3 separate regions of the Mus musculus genome follow, and all the other regions are linked to region 3. Evidence: chromatin loops called from intact Hi-C (ENCODE). Cell type or tissue: left cerebral cortex. All regions are shown on one strand. Each heading gives the region's core, and the rest is flanking DNA. Links, peaks and the distances in the headings are about the cores only. Region 1 holds the start of A530021J07Rik (Riken cDNA A530021J07 gene). Region 2 holds the start of Gm29976 (a long non-coding RNA gene). Region 3 has its middle 21 kb from the start of Gm36817.

The links. Peaks named below come from ENCODE experiments on the same cell type or tissue, not always from the same donor. Only the 100,000 strongest peaks of a DNase experiment are listed, where the experiment ranks them.
Region 1: it touches region 3 in a loop (2.5-fold over the local background); 3 of 42 quality-filtered maps call a loop at or near these places.
Region 2: a loop joins it to region 3, with 4 times the contacts of the local background. A loop is called at or near these places in 2 of 42 quality-filtered maps.

The regions. Positions count from the first base shown.
Region 1 is chr7:83,138,867-83,149,914 of GRCm38, forward strand. It overlaps A530021J07Rik (Riken cDNA A530021J07 gene), which reads left to right and starts at 9,604. Exons shown (of 5, transcript NM_177895.3): 1 at 9,604-9,834; 2 at 10,238-10,337. The coding sequence starts at 9,778. In left cerebral cortex, for the core only: CTCF peaks have their summits at 2,013 (motif pointing right) and 4,912; DNase peaks (open chromatin) are centred at 1,648, 1,895, 6,254 and 6,942; H3K27ac peaks cover 297 bases.
Region 2 is chr7:83,374,363-83,385,410 of GRCm38, forward strand. It overlaps Gm29976 (a long non-coding RNA gene), which reads right to left and starts at 8,827. Exons shown (of 3, transcript XR_378302.2): 1 at 8,554-8,827. In left cerebral cortex, for the core only: no CTCF peak of the experiment used is centred there; DNase peaks (open chromatin) are centred at 6,683, 7,228, 7,579 and 8,879; H3K27ac peaks cover 1,584 bases.
Region 3 is chr7:83,010,865-83,021,912 of GRCm38, forward strand. No RefSeq gene overlaps it. Among named protein-coding and RNA genes, the nearest start is that of Gm36817, 21 kb to the right of the region's middle. In left cerebral cortex, for the core only: a CTCF peak has its summit at 5,040; DNase peaks (open chromatin) are centred at 1,509, 2,978, 4,107, 4,369 and 2 more places; H3K27ac peaks cover 3,401 bases.

The DNA of each region.
Region 1 (11,048 bases), core at 1,367-9,366, 130 kb after region 3:
AGGTACGTGAGGGATAGCAGAAAGACCAAGCAATGGAGATTTTGTGCTGTGAAGAAAATCAAGATAGTGAAGACTACTGAGGGCTGACTGCACAGACAATGGCAGTAGAACTAAGCAAGGAGTTTGTACGACTCTGGATACTCTCAGATTAAGGAAACAAATGGCTCCATTGCACTATCTGAGAAGAATAAAGCAAAAGTGAGGCTGTAAAAAGGGAGACTTACTGGGAAGGACATGGGAGGTCCAGGGATCCAGGCAGCAGAAGATAAGAGCATCACTCCTCTGACTCTCTGCCTGTCTGAGCTTGCCTTCATTTCCATTAGTTCCCACCATGTTGCTGAGGAAATGATCTTTAGGCACGTGCTTACAACACCCAGGATTCTCTACATGTAAAGGAAAGATTAGCTGATTGTCTATTTGTGTCATCTCTGGATTGGTTCACTATGGGATAGGCTATGCAGAAGTCCAAGCTTGGTTAGTTGTGTGGGCACAGAGCAGGACAGTTGATTTGCAGTCCCACCAGAATCCCTAGAAGTCAGGAAGGCAACATGCATGTAAAATGTGCTGTGAGCAGATCAGAGGCATGGGAAGGATGACAGTAGAGACGATGGCCGTTAGCAGCTGCCACCTTTGTCCTTCTTCCTAGTCAGTCACCTTACAATTAAGGTCAATGATCTACTTTCATGGCAGGTTTATTTTTGCCTTAGGGCTAAAGAAAGCCACTAATAGGTTCTGCGACAAGAACAGAGAGTAAAGAATTGTAGCAGCAAATCCAGGGAGTCACTGTGTTCTCGTCCCTGAAGCAATCGCAAACTCGGTGTGTGTCATTTTTAAGACTGCTGAGGCGGTTAGGTAGGGTTGGATGGAGAATCTGTAAGAATCCCACAGAAAGAAGTGGTAGGAAAGATCTGCCACCAAGAGAGACCAGCAGTCAGGGGCCTATGAGTGGCTTGCTAGCCAGCTGCCCCTGGTGGCAAGTCTAGCCATATTTCCCTCAATACCTCTCTTCAACTGGGACTGGCTGGGACTCTGCATAGCTTATCTTCTATAGTAGTGAACCGGTTCTGATCTAACTGGGTAGTACCAGGAGGCAGGCTGAATCCCAACAGGTACCTGGGGGGACTCAGAGGAAAGGCTCAGCTTAGAGAATTCCTGCCTTTAGAAGCTCATCATGCCGAGGACCCTGCAACCAGGGTGGAACACAACCCACTTTTACCAGATCACATTTTCAACAGCTCAGGAGTCCTCTGGGGGCTGCACCACCACATTAGAGTTCCACAGGGGAAGACAGAGAGGGACAGGACAGTTACAGTGGCGTCTAGGAAGAAGGAAGGCTCCCATATCTGTTGGCTGTACTTGAGCTCCTCCCCTAGCCCAGAGCCTTTCAGAAGCAGAAGGCTGTATTCTTCCTGCTTTGTCATTAAGTTCTCTGCTTAAGGTCACCCGAGCAGGTGCTGGGATCTTCATCCATCAAGAGTTGGATTAAAACTGTTGAGCTGGCTTTCCAGGCCTCACAGAACTGCCTCCTCCCTGTGCTGGGTTCAGAAGGTTAACCCTGCGACTTAAGTAGAGCCAGCTATTTAAAACTCCCGTGACTGTGGCAGGCACGCTGCCTATTCTTCAGTCTCCTCTTGGAAGCCTTGCCCTTCTAGAATCCAACTTTCCTGTCTCTGATCCACATTGTTTCCCCATCAACCACATTTCTTTTGTCCTTAATTAACCTGGAGGTATTAGTGCTAAGTACACAGATCAGAAAGCTGTTGTTTCTGAAATTAGATTTCACTTTTTCGCCCCCTTCTAGGAAAGGTTGGGGCAGCCAAGAATATATAGGTCATGTTTCCAATTATAAAACACCAGTGATGCTATTTTTCCTCCTTTGCTAATAAAAATAGAAGCAGACAAGGGAAGCTGAGCTGCCTGTAGGAGGCATGCAGCTACCAACATGGCTGCTGCCAGGTAGTTGATCAGTACCAACTGGACGCACTCATGTGACATGGCAGAGGATGCCAGTCATCTGGGAGGATTTTTATATAGCAGAGTCACTAGGTGGCACTCTCAATAAAGAAGGATTTTTTTTTAAAGCCCCTTGCCAACAGACTTGAGAAAAGTCAAACAATTAAGCGGTTAGGTGTTTATAAAAATCGTTGCCTTAAAATAGAGCAATATCAGTCAAGCTGGCTGATCTTCCAGATTCCTAGTTGGTAGCTGTCTGACTGTGCTCATGGTGAACACAGGAGTTCTAGGCCTGGAGGACGGAACGTGCAAAGATTCCTAGACAACAGCTGAACCTGCATCGTCAACTTGCTTCAACTTCCTATAGGCGTAGAGGAGGGGTGCAATTAGAAAGGAAAAGATGAATGAGATCACAGTAATCTGGCTTTTATCAGGAGATATGAAATGGGAGAATGGCTGGATCTTCATGTTAGGGTCCTGAGGCTAATGTTGTGGGAGAGAAGACTGGAGCTCAGCCAACACATTCAGAGCGGTGCTTGGTAAAGGGTGTAGGCAGGAACTTACATTGTCTAGAAACATTGAGAGAAGGATGATGGTGGGTGTCTTTATCACTCAAATAACCCTTTTTGTATTTCTTTAACCCTTAAGTTTGCATCTATGATCTGAGAACAGAGTGTTCTAGCTATTTAACCTAAACACAATGACTTATGGACATAGAAGCCAACTACTGTTTGCTTGAAAGAGTGTCCAGGTTTTCAAGACAAGCCAACAAAAAAGTTCTTGTACTTGCAAACAACCACCTCCTTGGTGCTATGCTTGATGCTGTATGTTGGCTCTGGTGTGAGTGTGTGTGTGTGTGTGTGTGTGTGTGTGTGTATGTGTGTGTGTGTGTGTGTGTGTTAATTTCTCAATAGACCACGAAGGTCTGGAGCTCTCTGCCAGTCACTATGTTCAGATGGACGTGCTAATCAGACAACATACCCAGAGTAGCTCTCAATTAATGGTTAGTAGAACTTAGTGTGTAATACTCCCTCATGACTACTCCCAGAGAGATTCACATGGAGGTACTTGGTTTCTTTCTGTTGCCTCTATGAGATGACTCATAGAGTCATCTATGAAGTTTTAGGTACTCACAGTGGTAACTGGACTTAGGATCCTCCTTTCTTACTTTTTCCCAGTTGCTTCTCCTCACTACTCCTTTTTATTTCCCTTCCATGGCTTTCTGGGATCATCTCCCATTATGCTTGTATCCTAATCCTTTCTTTGCCTCAGATAAATTCCAAGTAAGCATTTTTTAAAATTAATCAGAGTTCTGCTATCTAGAAAAGTATGCTTGAAAAGATATTTGGAACCAGTCTGTGTTTTCTGAGAAGCTACACCAGCACCATTAGGTAATTCATTAGAAATGCAAAATTTCAGGACAGACTTTCATACTTGCCGATCCCAAACTCTGGGGATGGGTCTGGTCATCGCTGCTTTATTGTAGTAGAGAATCAACACATCTGAGAGCCTCCACTTAAGAGAATTCCAGCTGAGGAAAGGCTATGCACACATTTCAAGAATCCTTTCATCTCCCTCACCATGGTGTTTTCCCCGTGGTGGTTGTCAATACACCCTAACTTTTCAATGTCATCCTCAATGGGTCTCCCATTTCAAGTCTCCATACAGATTATGTCAAACCCACAGGGAACTACTAAACTTGAAGAGACAACTCTCAGCAACCGTTTATTCTCAAAAATTCTTCCAGAACTCACTCCCTTGAGCTATCCGCACAGCAGCTGGTGACAGCCACAGCAGTAAGAACATGAGGCAGCGAGACTCACATTTACACATATTGTCTGTGTCACTTCTATAAAACATTGTTGGGAGACGCTAAACGGAGGTGATGGGCTGGCATCGTGGAGAAGGATTCCTAGCTTCTCAGGTGCATACTAATATCTTGCCTTGCCTCTTTCAGCTAAGTATATGCACCACAGCTATATGAGAAGCAACTTTGAACACCACCAGGCCTTTGCAATATTCGCTCCACATCTGTCCAAACCTAGTGCCAACATCTATCCACTGTGATATCGTTACAGTCAAGCTCAAGGCCCTTGGTTCTATCTCTTTCTTGGTTTTCTCTGTGTTTTCTACTATGCCTCAACAGTTTGAGGTCTTCCTTTATACCACCCCACGAGTTTACAATGTCTTATGTTTCTTCCATTATGAAATATCTTCCCATCTTTAGCCTGGTGAACGTTCACTTTGGCTCCTGCCACTTCCTGTATTTCCTGAGTGTTTAGATCCACCTACTCTCTAGGGTATGAGCCAGTGCTGTCAGCGCAATGCATTTGGTCCTGCACACAGGGCAGATAGTCTAATAGGTGAAGTCTTTTCAGAAACAGCCAGCATTCCCAGTTGCTTGCCAGTCACAGGGTGGAAAGGCTTATGGGAAAGTCATGCCCCATACTGTGACTGCCTCCTCTTAAGTCTCAGCTGGGCTGTTCACCACTACTCTTGGTCCATCTTCTCCTCCAGCTCAAGGATGTGGAACAGGAGAGAGAGAGAGAGAAAGAGAGAGAGAGACAGACAGACAGACAGAGACAGAGAGACAGAGACAGAGAGAGACAGAGAGAAACAGAGAGAGACGGAGAGAGACAGACAGAGAGAGAGACACAGAGACACACAGAGAGAGAGAGAGAGACAGAGAGACAGAGAGAGACATGGAGAGAGACACAGACACACACACACACACACACACAGAGAGAGAGAGAGAGAGAGAGAGAGAGAGAGAGAGAGAGAGAGAGAGAGAGCTAAGAAAGAGAACAGGCAAGGGAATCTGCTTAGGAGGAAGAAACACAAACATGGAAGCAACACAAACATGGAAACCTTAAGTGAATTCTGTGCCCAGTTCACCACTAGGGACTGAAGTGCCTGCAGGAGTGGATTGGGGAGAGTCTCCTTATGACTTCATTTGGAAGTCACAAAGGCACCCAGTGGCCAAGATGTGCCACTGATATTGTAATCCAGTAGATGTGATGGTTTTTGGAAAGGGGTCATATGCATATTCAGGAATGATCGTTCTTCACCTCCATCCCCTGCCCTCCAAGCCTCTGAGTCACTTCTGAGACACTGCCTGCATGGGGACCTCCGAGGTCTTCCATCTCCTGAAACTTTATAATTTGTTATTGTTTGCTTTTTAACCTGTGGCTTCTGGAGTGAAGCAGGAGTTAGACTCTTACTGCAGAGGTGCTGGAAGCAACACTGCCTGTTAGCTTTAGTAGCAGCGTCACACTCACAGCTCCTTTTAGGCTCTGTATACTTCTTTAAGTTTATCTTCATTAGCTGCACAGAAAACAGGAACCAGAAGACAGTGTATTTGCTGATAACATCAATCATCTTTATTCATTATCACCATAACACACCGCCTCCCCTTAGAAGTCATCCTGCCTGAGGCTTAGAGTTAAGCACTTCCTTTTTCTCTATTCTTCACGTTCCTTCTTTTGTTAATCTCATCACAACTGTGATCTTCTTCTTTTTAAAAAACTTTATTTATGTGTGTGTATGTGTGCGATATGTGAGTGTGTACCTGCATTTGTGTGTCTGTGCATGTGCGTGTGCATGTGTGTGTGTTGATGTGCTAGTGCTGTGAAACACTTGTGGAAGTCAGAGAATGAATTTTGAGAGTCTTAACTTACTCCTCTCCTTGCACCATGTGGGACACAGGGATCAAACTCAGGTCATGAGGTTTGGTGGCAAGCACCTTTATACTCTAAGACATCTCCTGGGCCCCTGATTTTCAAGTTTAGAGTTTCTTCTAGCTATTAAACTTGTGTTTTATTCCCCAGTACCCTGGACACGTGTGGTGGAAAGAGTTTAATTAAAGTAAACTAAACTAAAATGAGATTCTTTCATATGTGTGCAGTAGTAGTGTATGCAGGTATGCACATGTGAGAAAATGCAGAGGTCAGTGATCAACATTGGGTCTCTTCCCCAGTCTCTCTTTCTACCTTATTTTGGAGGACAGAGTTTCTCACTGAACCTGGAGTTCATTGAGTTGGTGGCCAGTAAGCTCCAGGGACCCTTCTTTCTTCATCTGCTGAGTGCTGGGCTTGTCAATACATGCTGTTACCACCACACTCAGCTTCGTGATCCACACGGGAGCTGCGGATCCAAACCCAAGCCTTCATGCTTTCACGGCAAGCACTGTGCCCATGGAGACACCATCCTGTCCTGGAAGGATTTGTTTCCATCAGTGTCTCTAATGACCGCAGCCCCTAGGAGGTGATATTCTTCTTCCCTTCAGCTTACCTTAACTCCACTCCCATCACTCTCTTCTGCCTACCTCAAGCCAGGGCACCAGCCCTTCCACCCTGTGCACATAAAAGCGCACAGATTTGTTGCATTGGTCTACAGTTGGTCACGTGACAGCTTTAGCCAGCTTCTGATGCCTCAATGGAGAGATTATGAGACTGCAAGAAGACAGAAGGCATTCATCACAGTGGCCTCAGTGACTGCAACATGATGTAAAGCTTTCAACCAATGAGGTGCCTGTCCACTGCAAAGAGAACAGTCTGATCATGTCTAAAGGACAAGGCCCAGGGGCTATGGTCAGACTGGGTGGGCTGAGCTTCCTAACCACTTTCTCCTGACCCGCTAGGACACACCCTTCCACTCTTGCTTGTTTTTGAGCTGACTTCATCTTCCCCTTACTTTACCTCTGAGCAGATAGGTCAAAATATTAAGGGAAGGGGAAGGGGGTTTGCAAAAGACAGTGGGGGGAAATGGCATTGAATTATTCCCATAAATAAGGAGCGAGTAATTATTAGAATGTAGACGTTTATGCTATGGATGGCAAAGTACTGGAATATATCATGAAGTGTCTGTTTTAATATCTGTATCTTGGTGGTTGCTAGGTTACAAGGGTACTTTTAATAACATGAAGGGAGCTAGAAATACTTGTAGATGCTTTCCTCATTGAAAATATTACTGGCAAGAAAAGGGACATATTGCCGGCTAGTACCGTGAGATATTATAAGCTTTCTGCTGCTCATTAAAATGCATCTTAGCTGTTCATATTATGAGAAGTTCACTTTAGAATTTTCTTTCAAAATAGATGTACTTTGCGGTAATGAAACTTGGGTGGTGGATGGGGACAGCTTTATCCCCAGGAAGATGACTTTGTTCCATCCCACCTGATTAGAAGATCTTTATTGAAAAATGACCTGTCACAAGCACTGTCTAAACCCTTGAGATGTAGATGGTTTAAAGAAGACAGTAATTGGGCTTTTTATTATCAGTGAAAAAGCATGGTTTTTTTTTTCCTTGAAGATGTAGCAAGTGATGTTTCTTTATTTCTGATTAAGAACGCACCCTCTCTTTTCATTATTTGTACATCAAAGGCTGCAAAGCTTGAATTAGCCCGTGGCCCTTAGCAAAAGGACAAGCCTACTACTGCTTTGTGCTTGGAAAGCTGTGGTAAAGAATTACTTCAAACACAATGCTAATATTGCTCTAATTGGGACCAAATGAATCTCCCAGGAGCACAAAGGCAGTGATTAATTTTACCTTGGCTCATATGAAAATAAGAGAATGGAGAACTTCAAAGAGGTGGTAATCTTGGTGTGAGATGGGCAGAGTGGGAAGATGTTCAGCAGAGAGCAAGGGGACACTCCCTCAGGCACGAGAGCACGTGCCATGGAATCAGTAATACTCACTATGTGTTTTGTCACATTAGCTCACTTAATCCTGTAACAACATCCTGAGAGAGATGTCATCTTCAGTGTATGGAATGGGCTTATATTAGTAATGTGACAGTAGTAAGGTCACACAGCGAGGGAATGTGATGGACACAGGATACCAATCCATGGAAGCTGCTTTTGCATTTTCCAAGTCTCTCCCCAACCCCAGGGCAGTCACTCTAAAGTGATTGGCATGAATGAGATGCAAGAGAGACTAGACTAGAAAGTAGGGTGGCTCCACATTATCCCGAGGCTTCAGTGGCAGACTGATGTTTTTATATTTACCCTGGGCATGATAAGGACACATTCTCAACAGTGAATAATGAATCCAGAATCTATATTTTAGGAAAAGAATTCTGGCTGGGCCTATGGGAGTTGGAAACAGGTAGGAGATGTAGCTGATTATTGAGAGAAGTATCTAAGAAACTACTCCAAACACCCATGCAAGATGTGTTAGCCTGGAAATACCTATTGAGTAGTTACTGAGGGATCACAGTGTCTCAGGCTTCTCCAACATTTTTGAATCATGTTTGCCTTTGTAATGATTAGAATTTGATCCATTCCTAGTTCCCTTCCGAAAGCCAAGGCCATTTGGTCAGCGTCTTCATATTACGTTCACCAAGGATCCCGCTACTCCATGTTATACTCCCTGGAACTCTCGCCATTTTTTAGGACATGTACTTGAATTCCATTCTCCTTACAAAACGTTAAATCATCTTTGGCCTTAGCCAAAACTTAGATCTACATTACAGGTGTGAATTGTTCAGCTTATTTGGCCTCATTATCAGGAACTGCTTTGATGTCTGTACTGTTAGTGAGGCTGGGGTGAAGTGGGGTGGGTGATTGTTCTTAGTTAGAGGTTTTATGGGTGTAGTAAAATATCATGACCATAAACAACTTGGGGGAGGAAAAGATTTATTTTGGCTTACACTTCCACATCATAGCCAATCATCAAAGGAAGTAAAGGCAGGAACACAAGGCAGGAACTGAAGATGAGATCATGGAGGGATGGTGCTTACTGGCTTGATCCCCAAGGCTTGATCAGCCTGCTTTCTTATAGAACCTAGGACTACCAGCTCAGAAATGTCACCACACACAATGGGGTGGGCCTTCCTACATCAATCACTGATTAAGAAAAATGCTCTATAGACCTGTTTATAGCCCAATCTTCTAGAGACATTTTCTCAATCAAGGCTCCCTCTCCTCCAGTACTCTAGCTCATGTTAAGTTGACATAAAACCAGCCAACATACCTTGCATGACAGCTCTGTCTTCTGGTTGGCAATCATGCTTAGCTTCCCTCCTTCCTCTACATCAGCCTTTTCCCTCTGTCTTAGCTCTGAGGAAAGCGTCACTTCCATGCTTTCTGTTAGGGTAGATCACAGCTGCTTCCATTTCCCTCCTTTCCATGTTTCTGGTCCTTCATATCTTCCTTCTGCCCCCCACACCTCCACCTCCACCCCCATCGCCTTCTCTGTGGTCTGTGGTTGCATATAAGTCTCCTGAAAACAAGAAGAAGGAAACAGCAATCACCTTCCACTACCTCAACTGTGCCACACAAGTAGCTGTATCTCGGACCCTTTTACTCAAGTAATAATATGGCTCACACCTTCCCTATCCAATCCTTTCACAAGTTCCTGCTTGTTTGCATCCACTGAACCTGCTAAGGCAAACGATGACCAAGTTTGTAAATGCCATTACTAATTGTAAAGTCGCAAGCCATTCTTAACCCTCTTGCTGTGTTTGGCACATATGAACACTCCCAACTTGACATTTCTTTCTTGTGGCTTTGCCATCACTAGTGGGTGGTTGAGACTGTGGCCTGGTTTCTTTTGTTTCAGCAAGCATGCATACCCCTTTTGAATGAGAGTGTGTATATGAAACGGTCTGCTCCAATTCTTTTCTGCTTTCCATTACTTTAACAAGCACTTGAGACAAACATCTTTAAAAAAGCGTAGACATCTGGTTCAGCTCCTGTTTCAGAGGTTTCAGCACTGATCATTTGGATTTGCTTTAGCCTGCAGCAGCACAGGCTGGGTGGTGTGGGGTAAATATGTTCTTCTCTCGGTAGACTTGGCTGTGATGTGTCTGTCTTCTTGTGTACCATGGACTCTGCCTCTGTGGACCAGAAAGTACTTGTTCAAAAACTTTGTCTCTGCTTGGTATGTATATATTTTTCTTCTTTTTCTCTAATAAATGTAATCTCTCTGCGTGCATAGAATTTATATCCTGCCAGGCACTGGCATTAATCTAGATATGAGCTAAAGGGCAGAGAGGGGTGATGTGTGTGGGTTATATGCAAAAGGATACAGCAATTCCCATAAGAGGCTTAAGCATCCCCTTGGGGCTTTGGGACCGATTTGTCATAGATACTGAAAAACTGACTATGATGTATTTCTTTGTTTTAAGAATTCTTTTTACACTTTTATATACTATTTAATTCTGTTTAGAAAATGTATTTAGAATGGCAAAAGGCACTTTCAGGCCTCTGTTTCTTCTTACAAGCATTTTTTAAAGCTTCCCTTTTCTCTTAAACACAATTATTCATTTATTGTATGTTGACAGGAGGAACACAGGCACACACATCAAAAGGACAAAGAAACTCATAGGAGTCAGTTCTCTCCTTCTACTATGTGGATTCTGAGGCTTGAACTCAGGTCATCAGGTTTGTCTGCAAGCCCCTTTATTCAGTTAGCCAGCTTGCTAGCCCTCTCTTCTTTTTGACTGTGTTTGTTTTGTTTTGTTTTGTTGTTATATTGGACTTCCTTATTTTGTACTTCATGTTTACTTTACTATTCATCCTTTTAAAAAAGATTATTTCTTTTATTTTCAGATTATAATTTTATCATTTACTCTCCCTTTTCCCTCTAAGACTTCCCACATGCCCTCCTTGATCTCTTTCAAATTTATGGCCTCTTTTTTATTTTTTTAATTAGATATTTTCTTTATTTAAATTTCAAATGTTATCCCCTTTCCTGGTTTCCCCTCCGATAACCCCCATCCCCTCTCCCTCCCCCCCTGCTCACCAACCCACCCATTCCTCATTCCTGGTCCTGGCATTCCCCTACACTGGGGCTTAGCGCCTTCACAGGACCAAGGGCCTCTCCTCTCATTAATGACTGACAAGGCCATCCTCTGCTACATATGCAGCTGGAGCAGTCGGTCCCTCCACATGTACTCTTTGGTTGGTGGTTTAATCCCAGGGAGCTCTGGGGTTACTGACTGGTTCATATTGTTGTTCCTCCTATAGGGCTGCAAACCCTTTCAGCTCCTTGGGTCCTTTCTCTAGCTCCTCCATTGGGGATCCTGTTCTCAGTCCAATGGTTGCCTGAGAACATCCACCTCTGTATTTGTCAGGTACTGGTAAAGCCTCTCA
Region 2 (11,048 bases), core at 1,735-9,734, 360 kb after region 3:
AAAGAACACTCCTCCATTGCTGGTGGGATTGCAAACTGGTACAACCACTCTGGAAATCAATCTGGAGGTTCCTCAGAAAATTAGAAATAGATCTACCTGAAGACCCAGCTATACCTCTCTTGGGAATATATCCAAAAGATGCCCCATCATGTCACAGGGCAAGTGTTCCACTATGTTCATAGTGGCCTTATTTGTGATAGCCAATAGCTGGAAACAACCTAGATGCCCCACAACAGAAGAATGGATACAGAAAATGTGGTTCAGGTACACAATGGAATACTACTCAGCTATTTAGAACGAGGACACCTGAGTTTTGCAGGCAAATGGATGAAACTAGAAAATATCATCCTGAGTGAGGTAACGCAGACCCAAAAGGACATGCATGGTAAGTACTCACTAATAAGTGGATATTAGCCCCCCCCCCAAAATAGTAATACAGAATACACAAGATACAGTCCACAGAGCTCAAAAAGCTCAACAAGCTGAAGTGTCCAAGTGAGGACACCTCAGTCCCACTTGGGAGAGAGAAGAAAGCAACCACAAGTGGGGAGGGAGGGAGGGGCCTAGGAGGGAAAGTGGAGAGTATTCTTAAAATGGTTTCCTGCTTGATCGACTTAGTCTTTAACTTTCATCCAGTCTACTGTTCTTGCTTAAGTATTTATTTGAAGCATTTAAGTATTTATTCAATTTCAAATTTCTCACAGACACATCTTTTAATTTAATTGACATTTCAAAAAATATGTCTGCTTCCTACAATAAATAACATCATGGACCAAATTTGTATACATATTCATGGCAACTACACACACATTCTCTCCTTTCTCAACCATTGGACATTTTTATAAAAATATGTGGGCTCTTTTCCATGTTTAGTTATTCCATGTATCTTTTAGTGATACACAATAAATGTAAGCCAGAGAACAGCAGGGCTCACTGTACACTCCTTGCTCTTGAAACACTGTTGTTCACACAATCAGAATTAATGGTGGATGCACTGAGGAGGGAGAGGAAGGCAGGTCTCTGAGTTTGAGACTATCTTAGGCTGCATAGTAAGTTCCAGGACAGCTAGTTCCAGAAAAAATTGGTAGCTGTGAAATTTAGGCCGCTGTCCTTGCAAACACATACATTTCTCAATTATATGTAACTTTTTCTGCACCAAACAAAGCTTTTAAAATCATTTTACCAGGATAATACCACTGTTTATAATTTGGAAGCAAAGCCAGATTTCTCTTGTAAATAAATTCTCAAAGTTAAATTCTCAAAATGTCACATGTGAAATATTTTATATTTTACCCCCAGTATTTTAAAGGTTATCTTTGTTTGGTTCTGAACTGTAGGACAAGGGACTGAGGTGCATATTTTACATATGAAAGCTGATCTGACCTCTAGGTTCTCCCAATATTTCTCAGTCTAACCTGTTATAGGGCATCCCTGGCATAGCTTACCTTCAGTCCTAAACTTTCAGTTGAGGGGCTGAGCTGCCCTTCCCCCAGAGACTCTTCCCTATATAATCCAGACAGTTTAGTCTCTCACCCTTTTCTTCTCCCCCATCTCCCATTCTCTCTCACTCCTTCTCTCTTTCTCTTCCCCCTCCCTCACTTCTTTCCACATAATGACTTTCTGGATTTCATCCTTGGTGCCTGTACTGGCTGGTTTTGTGTATCAACTTGACACAGGCTGGAGTTATCACAGAGAAAAGAGCTTCAGTTGGGGAAGTGCCTCCATGAGATCCAGCTGTGGGGTACTTTCTTAATTAGTGATCAAGGGGGTGGGCCCCTTGTGGGTGGTACCATCTCTGGGCTGGTAGTCTTGTGTTCTATAAGAAAGCAAGCTGAGAAAGCCAGGGGAAGCAAGCCAGTAAATAACATCCCTCCATGGCCTCTGCATCAGCTCCAGCTTCCTGACTTGCTTGAGTTCCAGTCCTAATTTCCTTTGGTGATGAACAGCAATGTGGAAGTGTAAGCCAAATAAACCCTTTCCTCCCCAATTTGCTTCTTGGTCATGATGTTTGTCCAAGAATAGAAACTGACTAAGACATGCCTGTGAACTCGCCTGATAGCAGCTTCCCAATAAACCTGCATTTAATACCATCTAATCTGGTTTGAATTGGCTCATTTCATTGGCAGAGGAATAACCTATCAGTCTTGGCTTTCGTATATTTCAATGGGTTGTGTTTGTTCTCAGTCGATGTCCTTTGATTGCTGGAGTTATGTTTCTGTTACTGAGTTATCAAGTCTATCTTCCTCACTCATTTTATTTTAAAAGAGGGAAAATTTGTCCTTATTCGTCTTCACATTAATTTTTTTAACGCAGACACGGGAATTCCTCTTTCAAGACAAAAAGTGTATGAATTTTGATTAAATATACATTAGAGATTTGGTTTTTTCACAAGACATTGAATCAACAAAGCAATAGTTAATGCATTTTATAGAGAAAAGGGTGGGACTCCCAAACAATTCCCATTCACCTTTAATGGAGATGTCACCTGAAAAGCGTTTTCAAAGAATCAAGAGTTCAAAATAAGCATCTGTGCATTTTTGTCTCAATAGTCCCTGGGATGTGGCCCTTAGATATTGAATTTGATATGTTAATCATAACATTGTCTAGGACCACTATTATTTGGCCAAATGGAATTTAAAATTTCTTTGTGAGGGTGTTAATGGATGCAATTTACATTTGAACAGATGGGAATTGTTTAACTGGTTGCCCTACAGGTTGCCCTCAAAGTAAGTCTCACCTAACCCTTTCAGTAGCAATGAAGGCTGACACTGAAGGAGAGCAAGGAGACTTAAGTGCTAGTAGCTTACCTCTCAACTTGAACTTTAGTTTAGATTCTGCTCTTGTCTCTGGCCTGCCTACCCATCCCAAAGAGGCTTGACAGCTTCCAGAGTTGCAAAAGCCAATTTCCTAAAACAAATCTCTCTGTCTATGTATGTATCCAATTGAGTCTGTTTCTCTGGAGAAAACTGACCACCATAAATACACATCTACAATGAGGGACAGAAATTAAGGGTACAAATTAAGATGAGGATGAAGATAAGGTCAAGAGACAAGACCGACAATATTGGTTGATAATTTAAGAACAAATGAGTCGAAAGAGGAAATTAAAGTGACATAAAGAGAGCATGAAAAGACAGCATATGCTTTGAGAGTCAGCCTCGAGGATAGATACAACTGTGCGTAGCTTTTTAATAGTAGCTGATGGAGGCAACCTAAATAAACACGAATCAAAATGGCAGCCAAACATATGGAAATGCTGTATAAATAGAGGTCTTACCCCATTACACTGTTATTCATTAACAATGATTGAAGCTTGCAACTCCTGGTCATATTATCAAAGGCAGTAGGGGGAAGGGGCATATGGAAAATTTAAATTTGAATAAGAGAAATGCTGAAGAGACAAGTCAGCAAGATAGACAATTTAGAAGAACATTTAGGTCATTAGGAAAGGTTAAAAAAATAGGATGCACAATTTCTAAAATACTGACAAAGGGAAGGGGGCTTATTTAGAAGAATATGAAAAACATATTTTGAAACCACATAATCAAACAAGGTAATAAGCAACGCAGCCCCGCATGATAGATGTTAGCATGGGAACAAATGAGAAGCTTGGAAGCCACACATCTCAGTTACATATACTACCTCAAAAGGGTTATGGCTTTCCATCCACGGACCGACTCTTTCCTGTGTAATAGAAAACAATATGTTCTGTGGCTTAGGAGAGTGATATATAAACCACAAAACAGAATATAAGAACATAAAAAGATAAGTGAGGATTTGTTAAAGAAATAAACATGAGAGAATGTGCTTAAAATTGAAGCAACAAAGAATTTAAGAAAAATATCCATCGCAAGACAAAGGTAGTCACAAAAATACAAATGTATGTAAGTTTGTTTATTCTCCTAAGAAGAAGAGAGACATAGAGGATTTGGTTACCTGGAGAATGGCAAAGGCTCAAGCAGGACAGAAGGAGGCAGAGGAGTGGAACAAAGCTGAAGTACAAAGAAACCCAGTGGAAGAGATCCAGGGACCCTTCCCCTCTCAGACTCATCCCAGAGCAAATATCCCCAGTATCCTATAAAGCTCCATGATTATTCAGGGCTCCTCTTATTTGATTTAAGGAAGTTTCACCTCTAAATAGATCAATTAAAAAATAATTTATTTTTACCTTTACAAGATCCTTTTAAACTTTCTGAAGCATAAAATTTCTAAGTCAAATGTCAGCTATCACATATAAAACTGAGTGTTTCTACTTAGTAAGGAATACCACAGGTAAAGTGACCAAGCGACTCACAGAGACTGGGAAAACATATTTACTCCTGGAGGGAAAATGCAGAATCCACAGTAAGACAATGGGAAGGGACAGAAGAACAATTATAGAAGGAGACTTTAAGAGATGTTTAATGCTACTGGTAATTTTACTTAATCTTAATACTCTATTGGAATTTATTTTTAGTGGACATAATAGTTAACATTTAGGAGCACAACGTGACATTTCACTACTGCTAGCACCTCAAACATTACCACTTCTTTCTGTTGGAAACACCCCAAGCTCTCTTTACCATCTATTTCACAGCACACAATAACCTGCTGTCAGCTAGTTATCTTACTTTATACAGAACATTAGAGATGTTTCCTTATCCAACTGTACCTTGTCTCTGTTTCCCCTCACCCATAATTTCTCCAGGCCCTGGTATAAGGTTTCACTCTCCACCCAGTAAGTCAGTTGTATAAAAGCAAAGTTGTAAGAAAGTTAAGTGATATCTTTTTTTTTTTTTTAATCAAAGCCAATAAAAGCAACAGTTCCTCCCCGAGGGTGTCAGGGACATGGTCCCACATATTAGAATTTCAGATGCACACTAGCTTTTAGGAAGGAGCTCTTAAGGAGGGTATCTCTCAGTTTTGTAAATTTTACTCCCATAGGACACTTCACTGTATTTGAAGTTATTTTTTGGTTGTCACAGTTGATATTTTGTGGAACCCAAAGTTGAGGTTAAATGTCTGCCTTGTCTAGAACAGACATGAACTACAGGAATTGCCCATGTAGCTTTAGAATTCTGACCCAGAGAAGTTTTAGTGAGGGTGCAGAAAGGGACTTGACTGTGGTAGTTTCCCACAGTTGTTTGTGGAAGTGCAGAGTTGGCACACTCTGGGTCTAATGCACATGCCACATGATAGATACACAGTAAATTGTGTGGTGCACTAATAAAGAAAAGACATATACAGATAGATCTAAGACCAGATGTGGTGGCACATAACAGTAGTCCCAGTGACTCAGATATACCTACAGGAGAATCAGAATATCAAGGTTGTCTTAAGCTACAGAGTGAGTTGGAAGCAAGACAGATCTTGTCTCAAAACAGGCAAACAAAAGCAGACAGATCTTAAAGGACTGTTGAGTCAGAAAAGGTAAGAAATGTAATTAAACCAATAACTTAATAAGATGGAAATGTAATGAACACACATACAATGCAGAGACTTATTTTACAAGAATATATAATTTGCAACAAAGAGAAGAATTAATATGTTGGAAATAAAGTAGATTAATGCAGATTAGCTTAAAGAGGAAAACCTGTCTTGTACTAATAACATTGTCTTATGAAACTAGGAGTGTTATTAACTCAGACCCTTGGCACTAAGGTAAAAAACAGATAACCAGAGGCTGGAGATATGATTCAGATGTAAGACCAATAACTACTTTTCCAGGATCCAGGTTCTATTCCCATCACCTACATATATACAGGGGATCTTATGTCCTCTTCTGGACATGGTCAACAGGAACACACATAGTACACAGGTACACACATAAACAAAACAACCATACACATAAAATGAATAAATAACAAATATTTTACTGAACTTTCTCTATGGAGAATGTTATTCTTTTCAAATAAAGTATTTGAGGTTGCAATATATTATGAAGAAAATCTCAACACATTTAAAAAATAGGAACTGACAAGGAATACATTCATAAACATTAAGAATTAAAAAATAGGTTAAATTGAAGTCCTTTGGGCTTTTAAATGAAAACCACTTGAAACCACTTGTTTCTAGACCAGAGAGAAAAAGGAAAGCAATCACACACTATGCTGGCAACAAGGATAAAAGCAATTTTGCATCAAAAACTTATTAGATGTACTCAAAGTTTTATTCAACATAAAATTCATAAGACCTCTACTACCTGTGCTATTAAACAAGAAGGAATACAAATATTTGATCTAAGCATTCACCTCAGAATATTGAGAAAATAATTTCAAAATAAATCCAAGAAAAGTAGAAGGGAGGTAAGTTGCAGAACTCAATATTAAATCATCTGAAAACAGAAAACAAACCTGTTCTTCGAAAATTAAGCAAAAGAAGAGAAATTAGAAGTCAGCAGTAGGAGGAATAGAAAATATGTGTCTGAACTGTTCAGGCTGAGAGCCAGGATGGAAGGCTTGCTTCCCCGTTCTGCAGATGAAAGAGTGGCATTACTGGATAGGAGAATGGTATCACAAAGAATAAGGGTTCACCAGACCTCCTGTGGGAAATCAGCTCAGACTCACCCATGATTCTTCTGTCTACCCACAGTCCAGGCCTGATGCCAGCAAGGCAGGTTCCTGCTGCTCTCAGGTCAGCCCTACCATATCCAGGCTCTGTCTGGGTTGGTTGTTCCTCTCATGTTGCCGTTCTCTGCAAGCTCTTACTGCAGGGTAGACTGGTTATGGTGACATTTGCCTACTATATGTGCCAGCCTGGGAGCTCGGCTATGCCAGGACATCTTTGCCACTGCCTCTGACAAGAGCCTGCTTGCGTAGAAAGAAGTGTGGTCGATGGATATTCCTAGTTGAACCCCTTTATCCCATTGCATGCAGGAGTCAGCCTTCCTTGATTTCAGGAGCTGGGGCAGGGGTCATTCCCACTGTGTTGGAGAAAGTCACTTTCTCTTATAGAAATCAGGCATCACTCCCAACTTCTAAGCAAGTTGAAAATATGTATCTTCCTCCTAGATTATATTATCATTTTCTCATATTAATAGCCTATAATCTCATAGGGAAGATTTTAAAAAAACTGCCAGTTAATTTCCTAAAAATAACAACTTGCCAATTTCACTTCAAAACTATTTTCATTTTTAAAAGAACAACAATACAGACATACACAAGGAGGAGAGCGAATAACTTTCCTCCATACACACTAATTTTACCCGACCTCCTCCACATGCTGACTCATGCTAACAATCTGGAGTGGATGTTTCCATAGCTCCCTGTCTGTTCACACGGTTTATGTTAAACATTCAAAAACATTATTCTTCATATTTTTGTGTTGGCTGCAAATCAGCTTCCTATCTGGAGTTCCTTCCCTATATAGTTAATTTGGGGGCAATGAGGAGAGACATCCCAAAAGAAGGTTGTCCATGTAACCAAACTCAACCACAAGAAGCCATGCTCCAGTTTTTATGTAAAATGTAATCATAAGGCTTGTGGCAAAACATTTCTTGGTGGTGTATTGGCAGCTTTTCCACTGCTGTGTCCAAGGCTCCTGACAGACACAGCTCAAAGGAGGAAACGCTGACTTTAGTTCATGGTCTGGTGGGGCAGCTGTTAGTCCCTCACGACAATGAGGGTAGAGATTAGTGAGTTCTGTGTGCAGAGTTGGGAGGCGAGGTTGTGGCTCATTTGCTTGGTACCATCTGTCTCTGTTACATTTTTGTTGCTGTGATACAGTACCGTGACCAAAGGCAATTTAAGGAAGAAATAGTTTATTGGAACTTATGGTTTCAAAGGAAGAATCCATATTGTGGAGAAACAGTGGCTGTATGTGACTGGAGGAGGAAGCTGAGAGATCACAACATCAACCTAAAACAGCAAGGAGAGAGAGAGAGGGAGAGAGAAAGAGAGAGAGAGAGAGAGCTAGAAATGGGTGGAGCTCGTGTCCTCTCAAAGCGATGAGCTTCCTCCTGCAAGGCTGCACCTCCCCATAACCTCCTGGAACAGAGTTACTAACTACGGACCAAGTGTGCAAAGCCCTGGGCCCGGAAGGGATACTTCTCATCCAAACCACCACACCCATCAAGGGAAAGTACAAAAGCTAGCAGCAGGAACTGGTGTCCTCCTCAAAGGTGGACCCCTAGTAACTACCCCTCTTCCACCAGCTGGGCTGTCTCCTAAAGGCTCTACAGCTTAGGAACAGAACTGAAAACTTTAGCCTATCAGATTTAAATTGTAACAGCTAAAGGCAGATCCTGTTAGAAGATTCTGGATCTGATCTGCTTTTTTGGCTACTAAGAGTCCAAGAAAAAAAAAATGTTCTTTTTCTTCTTCAGAAACTGCTACAATACTAAAGATAATAGAAAAACTTCCCATGGCTCAATGGTAAGTTGATATATGGTTTCCAGTTAATATTAAATCATAAACAAAATATTCATGTTTAAAAAAATGGCCACTGTTTGCACATCCAGGAACAGCTGGTGCAGGGCATCATGACCTCTCTGGAGACTCCCAGATGCAGAAGGGCATGACCTTGAATCCTGCAGAACCAAGAATAATATTTCAGGCCAATTTCCCCTGCACTCACCCCTCCTGCTGCTCTGATCGCTCCAGTCCAATCGCTCCACTTCAGGCTTGATATTTGCTGAAGCGTATTTATCCCCCATGGCTTGAAACCAAATTACAAAGGCTAGGATAGCTTCACTCCGTGCTAGTTTGGACAGGTACAAATATTTGAAAGGCTCCTTTGTATGTCTATTCCATACACGTGGAGAGGATGTGAGCTGGTGGGGCTTGGAAATGTCAATGAATACAATTGTCTGTCTGCCCAAAGGACTTGCTTCCCAGGCACGTTGAGAAGTGGAGAGGTGCTCTGCGACTTATCAGCAAAGGAGTGTCCATGGCAACCAGCCCCAGGTTTCCTTGGAGATACTGTGGATTGGCTGGAGGCCAATGCAGGAAGTGCATTGGAATGGGGTCCAGGATAGAACAATGACACAATCTTTGTATGGAGACAGATTGTGTCAGACGTGCACAGCACACAGTAAACGGGATGTGAGCCTCCATTTTCACAGAACATGCAGGATACACATCAATGCTGATGGTCCTATGAAAGATGATCTGCCCTGGCCTTAATCTCAGTGAGACCAAACTTAGTGATAAAGATGTGCCATTAATGTGGCTTGGAGGTCACTTAGAGTTGGCACTGGCCAGTTAAATAAGATTTAAAAAAATATGACAAAGAAGCACATAACGAGAATATTAAATAAAATCCACAATGTAGTCTTAATATCAGTGCCTTTATTTTAGTCTACTTGACACTTTCCAAAGAAAGAAAGCTTTTTTTTTTTTACTTTTTACTTTTCTTTTCTTTTTTTATTGGATATTTTCTTCATTTACATTTCAAATGCTATCCTCAAAGTCCCCTATAGGCCCCCCCGGCCCTCTCCCCTACCCACTCACTCCCACTTCTTGGCCCTGGCTTTCCCCTGTACTAGGGTATATAAAGTTGGCTAGACCAAGGGTCCTCTCTTCCCAATGATGGCCGACTAGGCCATCTTCTGCTACATATGCAGCTAGAGACACGAGTTCTGGGGGTACTGATTAGTTCAAATTGTTGTTCCACCTATAGGATTGCAGCACCCTTTAGCTCTTGGGTACTTTCTCTAGCTCCTACAATGGGGTCCCTGTGTTCCATCCTATAGATGATTGTGAGCATCCCCTTCTGTATTTGCCAGGCACTGGCATAGCCTCACAGGAGACAGCTATATCAGGGTCCTTTCAGCAAAATCTTGCTGGCATAGGCAATAGTGTCTGCATTTGGTGGCTGTTTATGGGATAGACCCCTGGGTGGAGCAGTCTCTGGATCCTTTCGTCTTAGCTCTAAACTTTGTCTCTGCAACTCCTTTCATGGATATTTTATTCCCTATTTTTGGGAGGAATGAAGTATCCATGCGTTGGTCTTCCTTCTTGATTTTCTTGTGTTTTGGAAGTTGTATCTTGGGTATTCTAGGTTTCTGGGCTAATATCCACTTATCAGTGAGTGCATATCAAGTGACTTCTTTTGTGATTGGGTTACCACACTCAGGATGATATCCTCCAGATACATCCATTTGCCCAAGAATTTCATAAATTCATTGTTTTTAATAGCTGAGTAGTACTCCATTGTGTAAATGTACCACATTTTCTGTATCCATTCCTCTGTTGAGGGACATCTGGGTTCTTTCTAGCTTCTGGCTGTTATAAATAGGGCTGTTATGAACATAATGGAGCATGTGTCCTTCTTACCAGTTGGAACATCTGGGTATATGCCCAGGAGAGGTATTGCTGGATCTACCAGTAGTACTATGTCCAGTTTTCTGAGGAACTGCCAGACTTATTTCCAGAGTGGTTGTACAAGCTTGCAATCCCACTAGCAATGGAAGAGTGTTCTTCTTTCTCCACATTCTTACCATCATCTGCTGTCACCTGAATTTTTGATCCTAGCCATTCTGACTGGTGTGAGGTGGAATCTTAAGGTTGTTTTGATTTGCATTTCCCTGATGATTAAGGATGTTGAACATTTCTTCAGGTGCTTCTCAGCCATTCGGTATTCCTCGGTTGAGAATTGTTAGTTTAGCTCTGTACCCCATTTTAATGGGGTTATTTGAATTTCTGGAGTTCAGCTTCTTGAGGTCTTTGTATATATTAGATATTAGTCCCCTATCAGATTTAGGATTGGTAAAAATTCTCTCCCCTTGGTAGCATTTTTTCTGTCTTATTGACAGTATCTTTTGCCCTACAGAAGCTTTGCAATTTTATGAGGTCCCATTTGTCTATTCTTGATCTTACAGCACAGGTCATTGCTGTTCTGTTTAGGAATTTTTCGCCTGTGCCCATATCTTTGAGGGTTTCCCCCACTTTCTCCTCTATAAATTTCAGTGTCTCTGGTTTTATGTGGAGGTCTTTGATCCACTTAGACTTAAGCTTTGTACAAGGAGATAAGAAAGACTATATCTAAGGAAGTGATAGATCTGTATGACAAGAACTTCAAGTCTCTGAAAAAAGAAATTGAAGAAGATCTCAGAATATGGAAAGATCTCC
Region 3 (11,048 bases), core at 1,059-9,058:
GGTTTCCTGTGTATTCTGTACTCGCCCCCCCACACACACACACTTTTTCTTTTGGCTAATATGCACTTATTAGTGAGTACATACCATGCATGTCCTTTTGGGTCTGAGTTACCTAACTCAGGATGATAGTTACATCCAGTGGGAATTAGAAACAGTGTGTGGATATAAACTTTCAAGCCCACTCCAAGTGACTTATTTCCTCCAGCAGGACAGCATTTCCTAAATCTTCTCAAATGATACCACCAACTGATGAAGATTGATTTTTCCAGCATCAAGCCTACATGCTTGCTTTCTGAACATGAATCAATTGATGATGAAGAAACACTCTGTAGGTAAGATCTTAGGACCTCAACGCCTGAGTTAGAGGAAGGAATGTTTGCACAAGAAAAACATTCATGAGTAAAAAATCATTTGTTTAACAATTTGCTTTAATTTAAATTACGTGATGTCAGTGTGTCTTTATGTTTGTGTGTGCACTTGCATGCTGATTTCCAAGAAGATTAGACCTTTAGGTCTTTTTGTAGCAGGAATTACAGGAAGTTTGAAAAACCTAACCCTGGGACTCAACTTGTCTCAACTGCACAGCCATAACTTTAGCCCTGTAAATATTTTAATGACTTTGTATATCATCTTGATGTCAGGAAGTAGGAAAGAACTCATGCAAGAGAAAATCCCTATTCATGTAAATGATTTGATACTTTAGATTTCACAGTTGTCTTCGGTTTCAAGGAAAAAAAAATCTTGTTTCATCTCATTCATCATAGCTTTGAAGGAAGGATATTATTTATGATATTCACTCATTCATAATGGGGGAGGGCACCAGTTGTGGTTCTCTGTATTTTAAGACATTTGCAGTAGATATGGAAATTTGGTGTATGTGTGGCATATCCATTTATACAAGTTTATCAGGAGATTTGTATGTTCCTTCCGTGGCTGCTGTTCAATTTCTATTGTGCTTTCACGTGGTGATAGGTGTTTTTCTGCTGCAGTCTATAGGTTCAGATGCCCCTTATGTCAATGGTTCATTGTTTGTTTATTTAAATATCAGGCAGTATGTAAAAGTATGAGGGGCTTTTTCTTAATTAAATCATTTGAGTTGCAGAAAAAGAACTTTAGTCCATTTGTATTAAAAGTGATTGCTGACAAGGAAGGATTTGCCGTTTTACTATTTGTGAGATACATGACCCTTTTTTTGTACCTTGTTTACGGTAATATTCTGTTCTTTGTATTCCCTCGACTTCGACTAGTGAAATGTTTTGCTTATAATTTACTTTTATCTGTATTCTATAATTATTCTATTTGTGGTTATCATGGATTGCACTTAACATATAAAATTAGAGCACTCTAATTTGAATTTATATCAGCTTAACTTGATAATATACAATATATCTACCCTGGGCCGGGAGGAGATGTAGCTCAGGAGGAATTAGTTTGCCTAGCATATGTGAGACTGTGGGTTCTATCTTTAGCACTGTCAAAAAAAAAAAACCCCATATGCTCCTTTATAGTTCTGAGCAGGAGTTAGCTCACTATAGGCAGCAAGGGGAAAAAGGCCTGTGGTAAAACTATAAACTAGTCATCTAAACATGAGAACAAAAACGATATAATTAACAGGCTGCAGGACACCAGCCAAACAAGGTTGGAGAACAGCAGGGTGAGCAGAGGCCAACAGCAAAGCTAGTCAGAGATGGACAGATAGAGGGTTTAATGCATGGCTACCCTTTTATTAAGCCAACGGTGGGCAGAGTGTGTTCCTTTCCATGGTGGGGCCAGGAGTGTGTTGGTCACTCCTACCCTGGCTCTACACACGAAACACCTGGGGAAGCAACCAATCTCAATAATAATCATCTCAGTTTTTGTCCACTTTTAGCCAGAAGTTGTATAAAAACCCATATAGCATGGCTGAGTTTCCCCCTCCTAGCCGTTCTTGGAATCTTTTTCACTATCAGGAATTTCTTTGATTTGCTCCCAAATTCCCACCTGTCTTTGATTTTCTTTTCTGGAGCTTGTTTTTAACTTTGCTTATCTGTGTTCATCATGTCTTTAACCATCACAGATATAAACAAGGCAAGTTACTTGAGAGCCACTGTCTCTGCTTGGCTTTTGGTGATCATTGACCGCTCAGCACTTGAGTCTTCAAGTCAAGCACATCTGGATTGAGAAAGCACATCTCCACCCTTGTGTGGCTGGTGTCCTTCAGTTCCACCACTGCTCTTCTCAATCATTAATGTCACAATGTCATTTCTAGAATGCAAAATGACATCTTTAAACATAATGTGTCCCAAACCATAAATTAATAACTACTCTTAAAATGCACCGGTGTCTCAAGTTCTCTAGAATCATGAAGTGGGATTTCAAATCAAGGGCCCACTACCATTGGACTCTAGATTAATAATTGTTTAATGTTTTCATCTCTTCAACCATGTTGAAAAGGGGAAAAAAAACCACAGTTACAAATTACTGTGATACTAACTTTATAAAACCTCTTTACTTAAGTCTTTCTTAATCTATCAGTGAATTGCTCTCTGCTCTTTAGGCGTGACATAGAACTCCTTTGAGCAATCATTTTAGTTACATGGTTACACTGGCAGGGTTAGTGGTACTGAAGACCATAGTCTTTGCTTATTATGAGTAGTACAACTTCTCACTTTTGCCCTATATACTGATATACTGATTGTATTTTTTTTTTGGTCTTTTATTCTTTTAATACACAAACCCATCACCTCTGGACTCACGTACCGCTGCTGAGGAACCTGCTTATACCTCTACTGACGACCATGACTGTGGTTCTCTCTTGCTACCTCTGAGGTTTTCTCAGTCTCTTGACAACCTGACTACTGTATGTCCTAATGTAGGTTCTCTGAAGTCTTCCCTCTCCTGTTGGTTGAGCTCTTACACGCAGGTCCCTCATTACATCTGAGGCGTCTCCAGCCACTGTGTCTTTAAGCAATCTTTCTGTTCACTCTTCTTTGTTTTCTCTTTCTGAGACATCTACAAGGCTTCTGTTGCAGCTCCACCCTATCCTCGCTACGCCTCGCCCCATCTCTACCTTTCTCTCAGACTCACCCACTGCTCTCTTCCTCAGGTCTCCTGATTCTTCCTTGTGTTCGCTCAAGTTTTCCTTTGAATCACTCCAGCAAACTCTGTACTTCAGTTTTAGGATGTTCCATTTCCAGCTTTCTTTTTCTTTCTCTGTATGAATTACTTTCCTGACATCTTACAGGGCATCATTTAGGCTTTTGTGCATTTTAAAGACGCTTATTGAACGTGTTTTGTAGTCAGTAAGTCATTTAACCACTAGGCTTTCTTTGGAAAAGGTTGTTTTGTTTGTTTTTTTAAAAATGCATTTTGATTTTTTGGTTGTCATTATTGGGAAAAAAATGACTGTTTTGACTTAAGAATTTGGTAACTTCAGAAGTCAAATCCTTCCCCTAGTCCGGGAATGTTTTTAACTTGATTTGACTTTTACCATTAAAGACTCTCTCTGTGCTAATTGGTGAGCTTCATGTTGATCAGGTACTCAGATGTTTAGTGACTTCCTCTGTTCTCTTGTACTTGCTTTTTAATTATTTTAAGTTAGTATGAAAATAGTGGGTTCCATTAAAACACACACACACACACACACACACACACACACACACACACACACACACACACTTATTTAATCTGTATTTATATATGAAGGTGACCCTTTTTCTCTTCTTTCATGTTAGCCTCTTTTTTGGTCTTCCTTTTATGCCTTCCCCTCCCCTCTCACAGTTCCTTTCTGCTTTCATGTCCTTCCTTCCCCCACCCCCCTCCCTCTTCCTCCCTCTCCCTTCCTCTCCCTCTCCCTCTCCCTCTCCCTCTCCCTCTCCCTCTCCCTCTCCCTCTCCCTCTCCCTCTCCCTCTCCCTCTCCCTCTCCCTCTCCCTCTCCCTCTCCCTCTCCCTCTCCCTCTCCCTCTCCCTCTCCCTCTCCCTCTCCCTCTCCCTCTCCCTCTCTCTCTCTCTCTCTGTGTGGGTATGTGTGTGGTGTATAAATCCAGACTCCATATGTGGGAGACACCATATGAGGAACAATATCTTTCTGAATCTGGCTTGTTTTTATGAGTCTCAGTCTGGATGTCTGACATCTAAAGGGGAAAGATAAAGACAGGAAAAAGGAAACATTAAGTCCATCTTTCTGCAAGTGTGTGACATGGTCACTCACCTAAGCATCTTCACCTCCATGCTGTGAAACAGACATCAGTGCTCAGAGCACAAGGCTTGGAAGGCAGGTTCTCGATCACTTATCACTGCTTCTCAAGGCTGCATGGCAGCTGTTCCAGAGACATGTGGCCTGCAGCACTGGAGGGTGTGAAATGAGTGACCAAGAGCAGAGATGGATGGAGCCTAACTGCAGTTTGCTGGGTGTGCCTTCCTCTGGAAGATGCGCAGTCTTGACAGACTCCAGTTTTCTGTGGTCACAGCAGACAGGCTCTGCCAGTGAGCCTGTTCTCAGGGAGGAAAGGCAGGTTCCTGGCTCTTTCTTCCCACTGTCTTCCCAGAATCCAGAAGATGTATTCTGATGCATTTTGCATTAACTCTTGGATCCCCTGTGAAAGGCAACTGGGAGGGCGTTAGTGACCTGCCAGCCTGTGGATGAGCGAGCTCTCACAGCTCACAGTAGGATTCTCGGGGGGCTTTTGTTGTTTGCTTTTACCTTTTTATCCCCAACACAATTAGGGTGTCATTCTAGCTTCTTTGAAAGGCCTTTGACATTGGATAAATTCTTATTTGTAGCCACAGAAACAGGATGAGATGGACGGCGTCATGAATAATTTCAATGAATATTGCAAAAGCCCCCTTCTCTAAAAGCTGAAGTAGCTTCCAGCAGAATAGTGTGTTTTTGGACGTGTGGCTTCCTCTCTCTCCTCTGCAGTCATTATATTTAAAACCCAAATTTGAATTCTTTAAAAAGCCAATGTGCAAATTCCCTCAGATCACTTATGTATTTTTTTTTTTTCGAAAAAGGAATCGCTTCCTTCCTCCCTTGGCTATGAAAATTAACCAAGGCCCTGTGCAGGCCTTGGCTGCCACCAGCAGAGCTGCAACGGGAGAGCCCAGGTGCCTGGGGAGCCTCAGCCAGTGTGTGTGTGCCTCACGCTCAGTCAACATGGCTCATTAACAGCAGAGAGAAGATTGTGAGACTCAGGGTAGCTTTAAAAGCCTCATACCTTATAAAATCCAATTACTAGTTAGAGTGAATGGTGATGTTAAATATAGTTGTTCCACTATAAAAGGTATGAAAGCATCCCTTAATAGGAACTGAATGCAGCTTTCAAAAATGCATTTTGATTAGAAAACAACAATAACAACAACAACCCCCCAGAAAACAAAACAAAACAAAACAAAAACCCCACAAAAACCAAAAAAACCAAAAATATCAAGCAAATGAGACTAACTCCGCTAGTTTCTTCAGTCTGTTCAACTGTATTTCTATATATATATGTATAGCTATATCTGAAAGTGCATATTCACAAACACACCTATATGTATCGTTTATGTGGGTCAGAGAAGGGATATTTCGGATGGAGTTATAATCAATGTCTATGTCTAATTAGAGGAGAGGTACTACCTGGCCCCAGGTATGTAACATTTCATACTGATGTGAACACAGAGGTGTAACCTGGAGTTAGAAGCTCATAGGCTCTGTGTGGAGCTGTGGATAGGGTGGGGGTGGGGGACTGCATGGAGCAAAGGGCCTCAAATCCCCTTTAGGGATGGATGTCAGTCTATTTCCCAAGGCAACCTTCCTCAGTCCCTTCTTCCCAAGAGTAGCTGCTGCAGAGCTGGGCCCGTGTTGCTAAGTAGACTGCTTTTCTTGGGATGAACATCTTCCTGGAGATGTCATCTAATTTTAGGTTGCAGGGGATGAGAACGACGCAGCAGACTCTGGCAGGAAGCAGGTGTCAGATCTTCTCCTTCACACTCTACTTGGAGATGCAGCTAAGGAGGGCACTGGGAGGCTCTGTTGCTGACAGGAAAGGTTGAGAAAGACACAAATCTCCACATGGATGGAGCATGGATCCTAGCAGAGCCAGGACCCGGCTGCATCTGAGCAATTGGCAAAGTATTTCTGCCCAAATCCCACAGGTCAAGGGAGCCAGGGAATCACTCTGCAATGAATGTTGTGTGAGCATCTGCATACGAAGGTACAAGCAAGAGAAGATATGAGGGAGAAATGGCAGGGGACAGGGAAAGCTTCATTTATTTTTCAATTTCTCTTGGTAAATTTAAGCTTCTATTAGTATGAAGTGGACACTGCACTGGGTGATCGCAGAAGCTGTCTTCAATACAACTTTGTTACAAGATGGCAGTTAGGGCTGGAGGGATGGCTCAGCTGTTAAGATCACTAGATGCTTCTACAGAGGACCTGGGTTTAACTCTCAGAACCCATATGGTGGTTCAGAACCATCTGCAACTCCACTTCTAAGGTATCTGACACCTGCCTCAATCTGGACTCCCAGGGCACTGAACACATGTGCTGCACAGATACTAATGCAGGCCAAACACCCACATATACAAAATAAAATAATGATGAAGTAAAAACCATAAAACAAAGCCCAGTGCCCCCAGCTGTTGAGATAGTCCAATCACTGAAGTGATTGTCATACAAATATGAGGACCCAAATGAAGTTCCCAGAGTGCATACAAAAATGGGAACACTGGATGTGATGGCATGTGCTTACAATCCTGGCCCTGGAGGTGGAGACGGGCAGATTCAGGAGGCTCAGTAGCCAGACATCTTGACGTACTTGTTGAACTCCTTCCTGGTCAGTGAGAAACTCCTGACTCAAAAGCCAAAGAGAACAAAACCCAAGGTTAACATCCGATTTCCGTATGTAAGCCTACACATGCAACTACACCCATGCCCACACACCCCACACACAGAGGCACATAAACACAGACACTCACAGACACACAGACATACTTACACATAGACATACACACAGATACGTACACAAATAGACAGGGACACACTGACAGACATACACACAGACGTACACACAGACATACATACATACATACATACAGACAGACAGACACACACACATACTACTTTTTACTTTGAGGTGAGAGATTACCTATAGATTGTCAATAGTTTTAAAAATGCTCTCTTTCTTTGCCCTCATTCCCTTCCTCACATTCGGATGACCACCCAGACCCTCCTCCATCTTGACACTCATTCCTTCACTCTTATATTCTCTCCCAAACATTATTATTTGCCAAATAGCACAACTGGTAAAGCAATAAAAGAGAAACAAGCCATTTATTTCTCTTTTTTGTAAACTTATTTATCAAAAATACCTCTATCGATATTTTGATAGCCTAGAAAGATAACACAAGTTTATTAGAATAGATTTACAGTGATAAACAGGTGTGAAAAATAATGATTACTTATAATGTCATTGTCATGATTACTGTGATATCCTGGATTACTGTGATAGACCTGGAACCCAGTGGTCAAGTTCTCAGGCCCTGACTCCATATGAATGTACTCAGTGTCAGATGAAAGATGCCCACAGGTACCACGGCATCTCAGAGCAGCTGCATATCTCTTGTAGTGTAGGCATCTCATGTTCAAAGTGAAGAATGAACCTGGAGTCAGAGAGTTAATTTATCTCTGGGACTCTCATATTGTCATCTTGTATTCTTGCCATTTTGTCAATCAGAAACCATAATGCCAGCAGTGAGTGTGTCCTTGGAAAACCCTGAGCCTAACACTCCTTAAGCGGAATTTCTTGAAATTATTATTATTATTATTATTATTATTAATTAGGCATGAGTGTCATGGTGAATATGTGGAGGTCAGAGAATGTGCAATCAGTTCTCTCCTCCCACCTTTAAGTGAGTCAAGGGAATTGAACTCAGGTTGTCAGGCTTAGATTGTTGGACAGCAAGTGTCTTTAGCCACTAAGCCATCTTACCAGGCCCAGAGTGGACTTCTGACTTCTCTTCTAAGCATATTTTTTCATCATGGTTTTCTGTCGTACTTTATGCATCTACAAATCATCCAATTGCACAACCAAGAACCTAGCCATTGTTCCTCCTGCCTCTCTTTTCATTTCTATCCCCACAGTAGGGCAGGATCAGCTTCTCTTCCTGATCATCTCAGTAGTTCCTACACCACTCTCCCTCTCCATGACAATACTGTTTATCACCAGTAAAGGATCTTTATAAAGGCTTGTAGGTAGCCTACCCAGTATACCCCAGATGAACTCTCAGTTACTCTCCTCCCTGTTGTCAGAGTACTGTGTCAAATGCAAATCCCATCCCAAAGCATCAATTCATACATAACCTGCAGCTGTCCACTTCCCTTGAAGTCAACATGAAGTTCTACAGTGTAGCCTTTGAGATGATCCATGATCCAACCCATCTCCTGTCTCTTACAAAACCTCTAGATTCATTTCTTCACACGTTTCCCCTTTTCAATATATAAGTTGATTAAGGAAGACACCTGATATCAATATTACTACATATACATGTACATACATGTTCCTGTGAGCCCACACATGTGTGCACACTCATGCATACATACACATGCACATGCAAATATATTGCAGGGTGAGTATCTCACTGTATCTCAGATGTTAGAATTCTTGCCTACCATGCATGAGACCCTGTGTTTGATTCTGAGCACCATGTAAACCATGTTTGGAGGGATAGGCTTGCAATCTCAGCACTTAGGAGGCTATCCTCAGCTAAACCATGAAATCAAGGCCAGACAGTGCTACTTGAGACACAGTCTCAGGGGGGAGGGAAAAAAAGAAAGAGCTAAAGGAAGAAGGAGAGAAAAAAAGAAAGGAAGAAGGAAAGAATGAAAAAAGAAAGGAAGGAAGGCAGGAAAGAAAAGAAAGGGAGGAAAATAAAGGAAGGAATAAAGAAAAGAAAAAAGAACAGAAAAGAAAATGAAAAGTTCTATCAATTTTGAGCAGGTATAGACTTTTTTTTCTCATTACTTCCCAAGCAATGTTGTAGAAGAATCATTTATATAACACAAATGCTGTATTACAGGAAATTGTAAAGAATCTGAAAATGATTTAAGATATCTGGGAGGTACCTGTGATATCTACTCAAACACAATCCCTTCGCTATGATTCATGGATCTTGGTGCCCATGTGGCTCTTGAGACTTACCCCAGTGAATTCTGAGTGCCAAGATAATTTTCTTCTACTATGATTTTTATATTTCTATAAATACAAGATTGTTAAATAATTGTTGAATTCTATGATAGAGTCTATGTTTGTTTTTAATAGGATGAAACTGAGCTTCAGGGTTAATTTGGGAGATAAAATGTTGTATTTATAAAGATTCTTTTTCTCTGAGATCATGCAGTGAAGATTTGTAGTTCTCACATAAATTGTATTAATTACCTTTCTTGATTACATTTCATAAAGAAGAAATTTAAAGGAGAAAGATTTTTTTCTGGCTCAGAATTAAAGGAGAATCATTCAGTCATGATGGAGGAGACAGGATCATAGGCAGAGAAATCACAGCCGCAGGAGGCTAACCAGCCACAGTGTGCCTGCACTTAATGAGTAGAGTAAAGAAGTGGGACTGAGCTATAAAAACTCAAGTCCTGCCCACACTGACCCACTTTCTCAAGCAAGCCCCTATACCTTCCACAGGTTCCAGAACTTTCCCAAGCAACAATACCAACTGGAGACCAAATATTCAAATACACGAGAGTAGGAGGGATAGATAGTTCATGTTCAAATCACAACATTGTATTTCTGGTTCCTATACATCCATGGCTATTTCATGATGTAGAATATGTCCATTCCAATTTAAAAGTTCCTCTGATCATTAACAAGGCTGACATTGTTCAAAGTCCAAAGTCTTTTTAAGACCCTAGGCAATGTCTGCACTTTGAGCTCCTATTAGATAAGAAATGAATGACGTGCTTCCAATATAGAGTGACACAGAGTATACATTTCCATTGTGAGAGAGAGGAATGGGGACATAGCAGGGAAATCTTAGACCAAAGCAAGACTGAAACTAATAGAGAAAACACCAGCTCTCAAAGCTCGCTTTATAACTACCATTCAGGGCTAGTAATGGTCTCAAAGAGACTTGGGTAACACCATTCATCCAACTTTGCTGTCTCTTAGACTGGCTTCATTCCATGCCTTTATCTTTCCTTGTTGGGACCCCACAGTCCTGGCTTCTATTGAAACTTAAACTTCCTCTTCACAGCTTCCACTCAGTGGCCTCCCAGCCTCTCTGCAATGACTTCAACACTGCCACCCATTTTCTTTCCTTAGGGGCTCTCCGAGACTGTGTAACACCTCACCATCCCCTGAATCCTCAGTCTTTCATACTTGAAAAACGGGTAATACATGGACAATGCTGCCCATTCCTACTGCCTGCTAGGGATGGAGCCTGCTTGACCAGAACTATGGCTGGAGCGGCCTCCAAATGCCTAGGTGCTGAACATGCAAAGGCAGTTTTCTCGATAGTTGCTTTTGATCAGGGAACCCCTTCAAATGCATTGTCAGTTCAGGTTTTCTCCTTGCAAATAAATGCACTTTTTCCCATATTGGAGCCTTTCATAGGCAAGGCCTTGTCCTGAGGGTGCCTTTCCTATTGCTCCAGTAAAGAGAGTGGGCTTTATCTCCAGTGGCACTAATCTTTAACAATCTTGATGCTTTGACATGGGCACACTCCTTGTTTGCAATTTAAAGCTTGCTCATTCACCTTTCTTTGGCAACCTCCACTTTTTTTCATACATTTGGCTGACTTGTTCTTGGTCAGTGGAAATCAGAATAAGAGCAGTGAGCAGAAGTCACCCCACAGTCTCAACGCTATGCTGTCTTCAAGCTCCTTCCATGAAAGAAACAGTCATTGCTTAAACCACCACCACCACCACCACCACCACCAGCACCACCACCACAACAACAACAAACCAGTCTTACCCAAGTTCTCAGGACAGGAGCAGAGTGAAGGCAGCTTCTTTGCCAGAACATTCTAAGAATGGCACCTATTCCATCTTAGGGCTTCTGTTTTGTGCAGCTGAAAACACTCC